2 separate regions of the Homo sapiens genome follow, and region 2 is linked to region 1. The links are chromatin contacts, found by Hi-C or POLR2A ChIA-PET in ENCODE. All regions are on one chromosome and are shown on one strand. Each heading gives the region's core, a stretch centred on a gene start or an enhancer-like site at or near the end of the contact. The rest is flanking DNA. Distances are from core to core; before and after follow the strand shown. Region 1 holds the start of PRPF38B (pre-mRNA processing factor 38B). Region 2 holds the start of RBM15 (RNA binding motif protein 15).

Region 1 (2,702 bases), core at 94-2,593:
CCTGGCTCCGAGTTTGATGCCGCTGACACTTAGATATCAAACTCAACCTCTCTACCAAGCTCTTCATCCAAACAGACTAGGGGTAAAGACTGTCTAAGACTATACAGAAAGATCATGTATCTGAGGAATTAAAAATAGGGCATAAGATTTGGCAATGTGTCACTCGGCAAACTCAATAAACTAGTATTATCAAGGCAAAAAATATATACACAAAAAGAACTGGGTTAAAAAAAATTTTTTCTATGGACTTTTAACGTGATAACTCATGACACAGGGGTTAGGATCTTCAGTTTTCCTTTGGAAGTTAATAAAAACCACTATAGAGAAAAACAAGATTTGCTAGTAAGAAGGTGAAAACTGCTTCTCCTCTCAGGGTTCTAGTTCTCTTGCAACCTAAAACAAAGGAACCAGACAGGATATCCACTTTCGTACCGTACAGCTCCAAACACTAATCAATCACTCCATTCACTTATCTTTTCTATTTCCTTGTATTCTGTCAAACAACTGTCTCTTGGTTTAAATACTTTTCTGCTGGTCTTCGCTCTCTCTCTCTCCTCTTCTGGTTTATTTTCATCCAGATGTGGATTTTCCCCAAAGTTTCCATCTTATCCTTTTCTCCTCCTGTGTATGCGCCACTGAAGTCAAGATTGCCACATTCAAACTCCCCACACATTCACACACCCACTCCCAATATACAGTATCTCGCCCAATGTTTATCACTCCGGATACATTCCTAGAATCCAAAGATCTGGAGCAGGGAGAAAAAGAAAAGGCGCCTACCAGATGCCTGGAACAGTCTACTAGGCACTACAAGTACATTAGCTCTTTCAATGCTCACAACAGCCCAGCCAGATGTTATCTCAATCTTACGGATGAATAAATTTAAGACTTCTGGCTGGACACTAGAGGCTGGCGAAGTACGTGACCTTTGATCAGAATCTCCTGGAGGAGTGGGGTCCCTGACCATTGTACCTTCCAGAGAACCTTAAAACTGAGATCCCAGGAGACCCCTCTCGGATACTCTGCAGAAGTCAGAGTGACGATATTAGCAAGCACACCGCAGCCATGCGAACCCTTCCTGGCTCAGCTCCCGACAAAAGAAATCAAGCCCCCAGTCAAAATACAACAACAACGGATTAGGCCTACAACCCTCTCCCCCGGCCCCCAAATTCTCAGGAGAAATCCCCTAAGAGTCAGGTACGGAGGTCACTGCAGCGACTTCAGCGTGCAGAGAACGCGGGGACCTAGGAAGAGGACGCTCCAGCCCAACTGAGCGTCTCTGATTGGCCGCCAGCTCAGCTTGGAACGCTGGGGTGCGTGGCGTCATATCCGCCGGGCCCGCCATCTTGTTCCCAGGGGCAGTTGGCGGAAGAGATCGAGCTCCCTGGCTGCCGGCTCGCCTTCTGCGTGGAGTTCTCGCGGTCTGGGTTTCGCTGTCTGCTCTTGGCCCGGGGTCATTTTGTCGGCGTCGGGTGCCCTCTCTTGCCCAGCTGGGGCACAGCGAGGCGGCCCCTTCTCCCGACGACGTTCGATGGAGTAGGGTCCCAGACCGTTGTCCCGAAGAGCGAGATCGAGCTTGGCCCCCTCCCCCCCCTCCTTCCCTCCCTCCTTCCTTCCGCCGCAACATGGCTAACAACAGCCCCGCGCTGACAGGCAACTCGCAGCCGCAGCACCAGGCGGCTGCAGCTGCGGCTCAGCAACAGCAGCAGTGCGGCGGCGGCGGCGCTACCAAGCCGGCGGTCTCCGGCAAGCAGGGCAATGTGCTCCCGCTCTGGGGCAACGAGAAGACCATGAACCTCAACCCCATGATCCTGACCAACATCCTGTCGTCGCCTTACTTCAAAGTACAGCTCTACGAGCTCAAGACCTACCACGAGGTGGTGGACGAGATCTACTTTAAGGTACGAAGTGTGTAGGCCTTGGCTTTGGGGGTAAGTTCGGAAGAGGGGGTATGGAGGAAACGGGCGAAGGCGGCCCCCGAAATCTGAAGATTTGTGGGTGGGGGAAGGTGGTTCGGCGGAGGGGTGGCTGCGGCCTGTAGTGTGTCTGGGAGGGGTCGGACTGGGGCCGCCCTCTCGTTTCCATTTTAGATTTTTAGGGCCGGGAGAGCCCGCCACTATTGATCTCTCTCCTCCCCCAACCTCCTGCCCACCCCTGGGGGGAGTTGGGCAAGAGGGATGGGGGAGAGGAGGAAAGAGTAACAGAAGCCTTTCCAGTTTACAGCTTTAAAATTATTCCTTTTGACGTGGATCTGCTGAGCGCCAACTTGTTGGTGCTTCTCCCGCTCACCCCTGGCCAGGGCGTGTAATGACTTCAGTATTGGCCTCGTGTTGTTGGTACTCACTATCCGATCCAGGCAGGGAAATGGTCAGTGCGTGTGTGTCGGGTGGGGTGGGGGGATGAGGGTGGAGAGGTGCCATTTCAAGAGGTGTACAGAAGGCCTGGAAATTTTCCCAGCAGGAAGTCAGGAGTAAGAGGTCTCAGCCACCTGTGCATTGGGCTAATTTAGAATTATCTGGGCCCTGGGCTTCTGCGGCAGGGTCGGTGCTGGCTTGGCTGTGCTGGGGAGCTCACCTGGCGCCTCCTCACTGCACTCTTGTCTCAGTTCTTGTTTCGTTAGCAGGATTGACTCAGTCTTGCAGCGAGGCTCGGAGCAGCCCAGGGTCGCAGGTAGAGGTATGCACTATTAATCATGCTCAATC
Region 2 (2,702 bases), core at 101-2,600, 1.6 Mb after region 1:
TAACACACAATAAGAGTGCCAAGGGATACAAGAAGCCACAGGGGGAAAAACAAGTGACATATCTGCATGGAGCCTAAATTTCGCTTGGTGATTTTCAGGGTAGAAGCATTACATATTAAAAACACTGCTATTTTAGGGGAATACAGAATTTAAAAATCCACACAGATTCGCAACATAAAACATGCCGCCCAAAGACACGTCCGCGGTGTCCCGACAGTTCCGGCTCCGCCCGCGGGCCACGAGGCGGGGAGCGACGGTCACTCCCCTCGGTTACCCGGAGTACTTGGGCGGGAACGGGTAGCTCGCGGGAGAGACGGGCTCCTGGGCGAGGGCTGCGTCTTAGTCGCCCTGCTTCTTAGCTCTCGAGGTCCCGCGTGTTACGTGTTAGCACCGCCCGGGGGCGTCAGCATGACCCGAGGCTGCAGGAACCGTGAACTCTCTGCCCCGCGGGCCCAGGTGACCGCGGGCGGCGCTCTCCCGCGCGCGGGGGGCGGGGCTCCCCCCGGCTGTTCACTCAGCTACCACAGCGACGTAAAATGGTGTCCGCTAGGCGTCCCAGGACGGCTTCCTGAGGGACTGGAGGGCCCCGACAGCCGGAAAGCCTGCCCCGCCCCTTGGCCGGCACAGGTACGACGGCGGGGAGCTCAGAAGTTTCGAACTCCAAGGGCCGAAGCACAGCCAAACACCCCACGGAACTTAACAAATGTTTGTGGGGAGAACGCCGAAAACGCGGGGAGGCGGGGCTGGCGCACAGTCACCCTCTCGCGACATCTAAGTGACGTCGCACAGCAAGCACGTGTTCTAGTCTTTCACCTTCAGTCAGCCTCCTCCGTTATACAGGCCTACCCCTTTAAGCGAGTGATGGACAGTTATTTCAGCCTATCAACTTCCTTGCCGACATCCAATCAGATTTAAACTTCTTTTAGCCGCCGGAGGAGTTGGAAAAAGGGGGTCGAAAGAGGGAGCTTACCGTCTCTCGCGATATCGCTGTGAGCCTGCCTCTCTGGAAAAAACGCCGAAACTGATGGCCCGACCTCCCAAATAGTGGTTTAAAGGACGGGTTTATAAGCCAATGAAAGGGATAAGGAGGTGGGTTGCTGCTGTCACTGAGCAAGAAGTACCGTTACAGGGCAGACTTTTTGTCCAATCAACACCTCAACACTTTGGGTCACGTGACCGCAGAGTGCGAGGGGCGGAGCTACAGTCTGGCGCGAGGAACCGTTAAGATAGACAACAAATGTAACCAATGAGGTACTCCGACTAGGGGGTTGGGAACCCAATAACAGTGGTTGGGCGGGCGCCTTCCTGGAGCGCGGGGAGATGTAAAGATAGACAAATAATTTTCCCAATGAGACTGTAGAAGAGAGAGCAATTGGCCAATGAGGACTGCGGGGCGGGACCCTGTGCCGCGGCGGAGTCCAAGATGGCGGCGTGCGGTTCCGCTGTGTGAAACGAGCGCGGGGCGGCGGGTTACTCAGCTCCGCGGAGACGACCTCCGACGACCCGCAACAATGAAGGGAAAAGAGCGCTCGCCAGTGAAGGCCAAACGCTCCCGTGGTGGTGAGGACTCGACTTCCCGCGGTGAGCGGAGCAAGAAGTTAGGGGGCTCTGGTGGCAGCAATGGGAGCAGCAGCGGAAAGACCGATAGCGGCGGTGGGTCGCGGCGGAGTCTCCACCTGGACAAGTCCAGCAGTCGAGGTGGCAGCCGCGAGTATGATACCGGTGGGGGCAGCTCCAGTAGCCGCTTGCATAGTTATAGCTCCCCGAGCACCAAAAATTCTTCGGGCGGGGGCGAATCGCGCAGCAGCTCCCGGGGTGGAGGCGGGGAGTCACGTTCCTCTGGGGCCGCCTCCTCAGCTCCCGGCGGCGGGGACGGCGCGGAATACAAGACTCTGAAGATAAGCGAGTTGGGGTCCCAGCTTAGTGACGAAGCGGTGGAGGACGGCCTGTTTCATGAGTTCAAACGCTTCGGTGATGTAAGTGTGAAAATCAGTCATCTGTCGGGTTCTGGCAGCGGGGATGAGCGGGTAGCCTTTGTGAACTTCCGGCGGCCAGAGGACGCGCGGGCGGCCAAGCATGCCAGAGGCCGCCTGGTGCTCTATGACCGGCCTCTGAAGATAGAAGCTGTGTATGTGAGCCGGCGCCGCAGCCGCTCCCCTTTAGACAAAGATACTTATCCTCCATCAGCCAGTGTGGTCGGGGCCTCTGTAGGTGGTCACCGGCACCCCCCTGGAGGTGGTGGAGGCCAGAGATCACTTTCCCCTGGTGGCGCTGCTTTGGGATACAGAGACTACCGGCTGCAGCAGTTGGCTCTTGGCCGCCTGCCCCCTCCACCTCCGCCACCATTGCCTCGAGACCTGGAGAGAGAAAGAGACTACCCGTTCTATGAGAGAGTGCGCCCTGCATACAGTCTTGAGCCAAGGGTGGGAGCTGGAGCAGGTGCTGCTCCTTTCAGAGAAGTGGATGAGATTTCACCCGAGGATGATCAGCGAGCTAACCGGACGCTCTTCTTGGGCAACCTAGACATCACTGTAACGGAGAGTGATTTAAGAAGGGCGTTTGATCGCTTTGGAGTCATCACAGAAGTAGATATCAAGAGGCCTTCTCGCGGCCAGACTAGTACTTACGGCTTTCTCAAATTTGAGAACTTAGATATGTCTCACCGGGCCAAATTAGCAATGTCTGGCAAAATTATAATTCGG

What was found. A loop is a pair of places that touch in the nucleus more often than their neighbours do. ChIA-PET counts read pairs that join two places held with the same protein, here RNA polymerase II (POLR2A). Pooled maps may share reads with other maps.
Region 2: a loop to region 1 is called in a pooled map, with 19 times the contacts of the local background. The contact joins the promoter of RBM15 here to the promoter of PRPF38B in region 1. A Hi-C loop is called at or near these places in 3 of 37 single-sample maps with no recorded cell type and 12 of 50 pooled maps. POLR2A ChIA-PET finds 5 or more read pairs at or near these places in 2 of 52 experiments (CD4-positive, alpha-beta memory T cell and naive thymus-derived CD4-positive, alpha-beta T cell).

What each region holds. Positions count from the first base shown.
Region 1 is chr1:108,690,967-108,693,668 of GRCh38, forward strand. PRPF38B (pre-mRNA processing factor 38B) reads left to right here and starts at 1,344. Exons shown (of 6, transcript NM_018061.4): 1 at 1,344-1,901. The coding sequence starts at 1,626. RefSeq lists enhancers at 996-1,185, 1,123-1,683, 1,266-1,595, 2,246-2,702.
Region 2 is chr1:110,338,027-110,340,728 of GRCh38, forward strand. RBM15 (RNA binding motif protein 15) reads left to right here and starts at 1,351. Exons shown (of 3, transcript NM_022768.5): 1 at 1,351-2,702. The coding sequence starts at 1,380. It overlaps LOC124904276, which reads left to right. Exons shown (of 1, transcript XM_047437983.1): 1 at 1-977. The coding sequence starts at 409. The coding sequence ends at 915. It overlaps RBM15-AS1 (RBM15 antisense RNA 1), which reads right to left and starts at 1,145. Exons shown (of 4, transcript NR_036595.1): 1 at 971-1,145. RefSeq lists enhancers at 30-219, 1,360-1,659, 1,690-1,809, 1,780-2,518, 1,890-2,339 and a silencer at 320-589.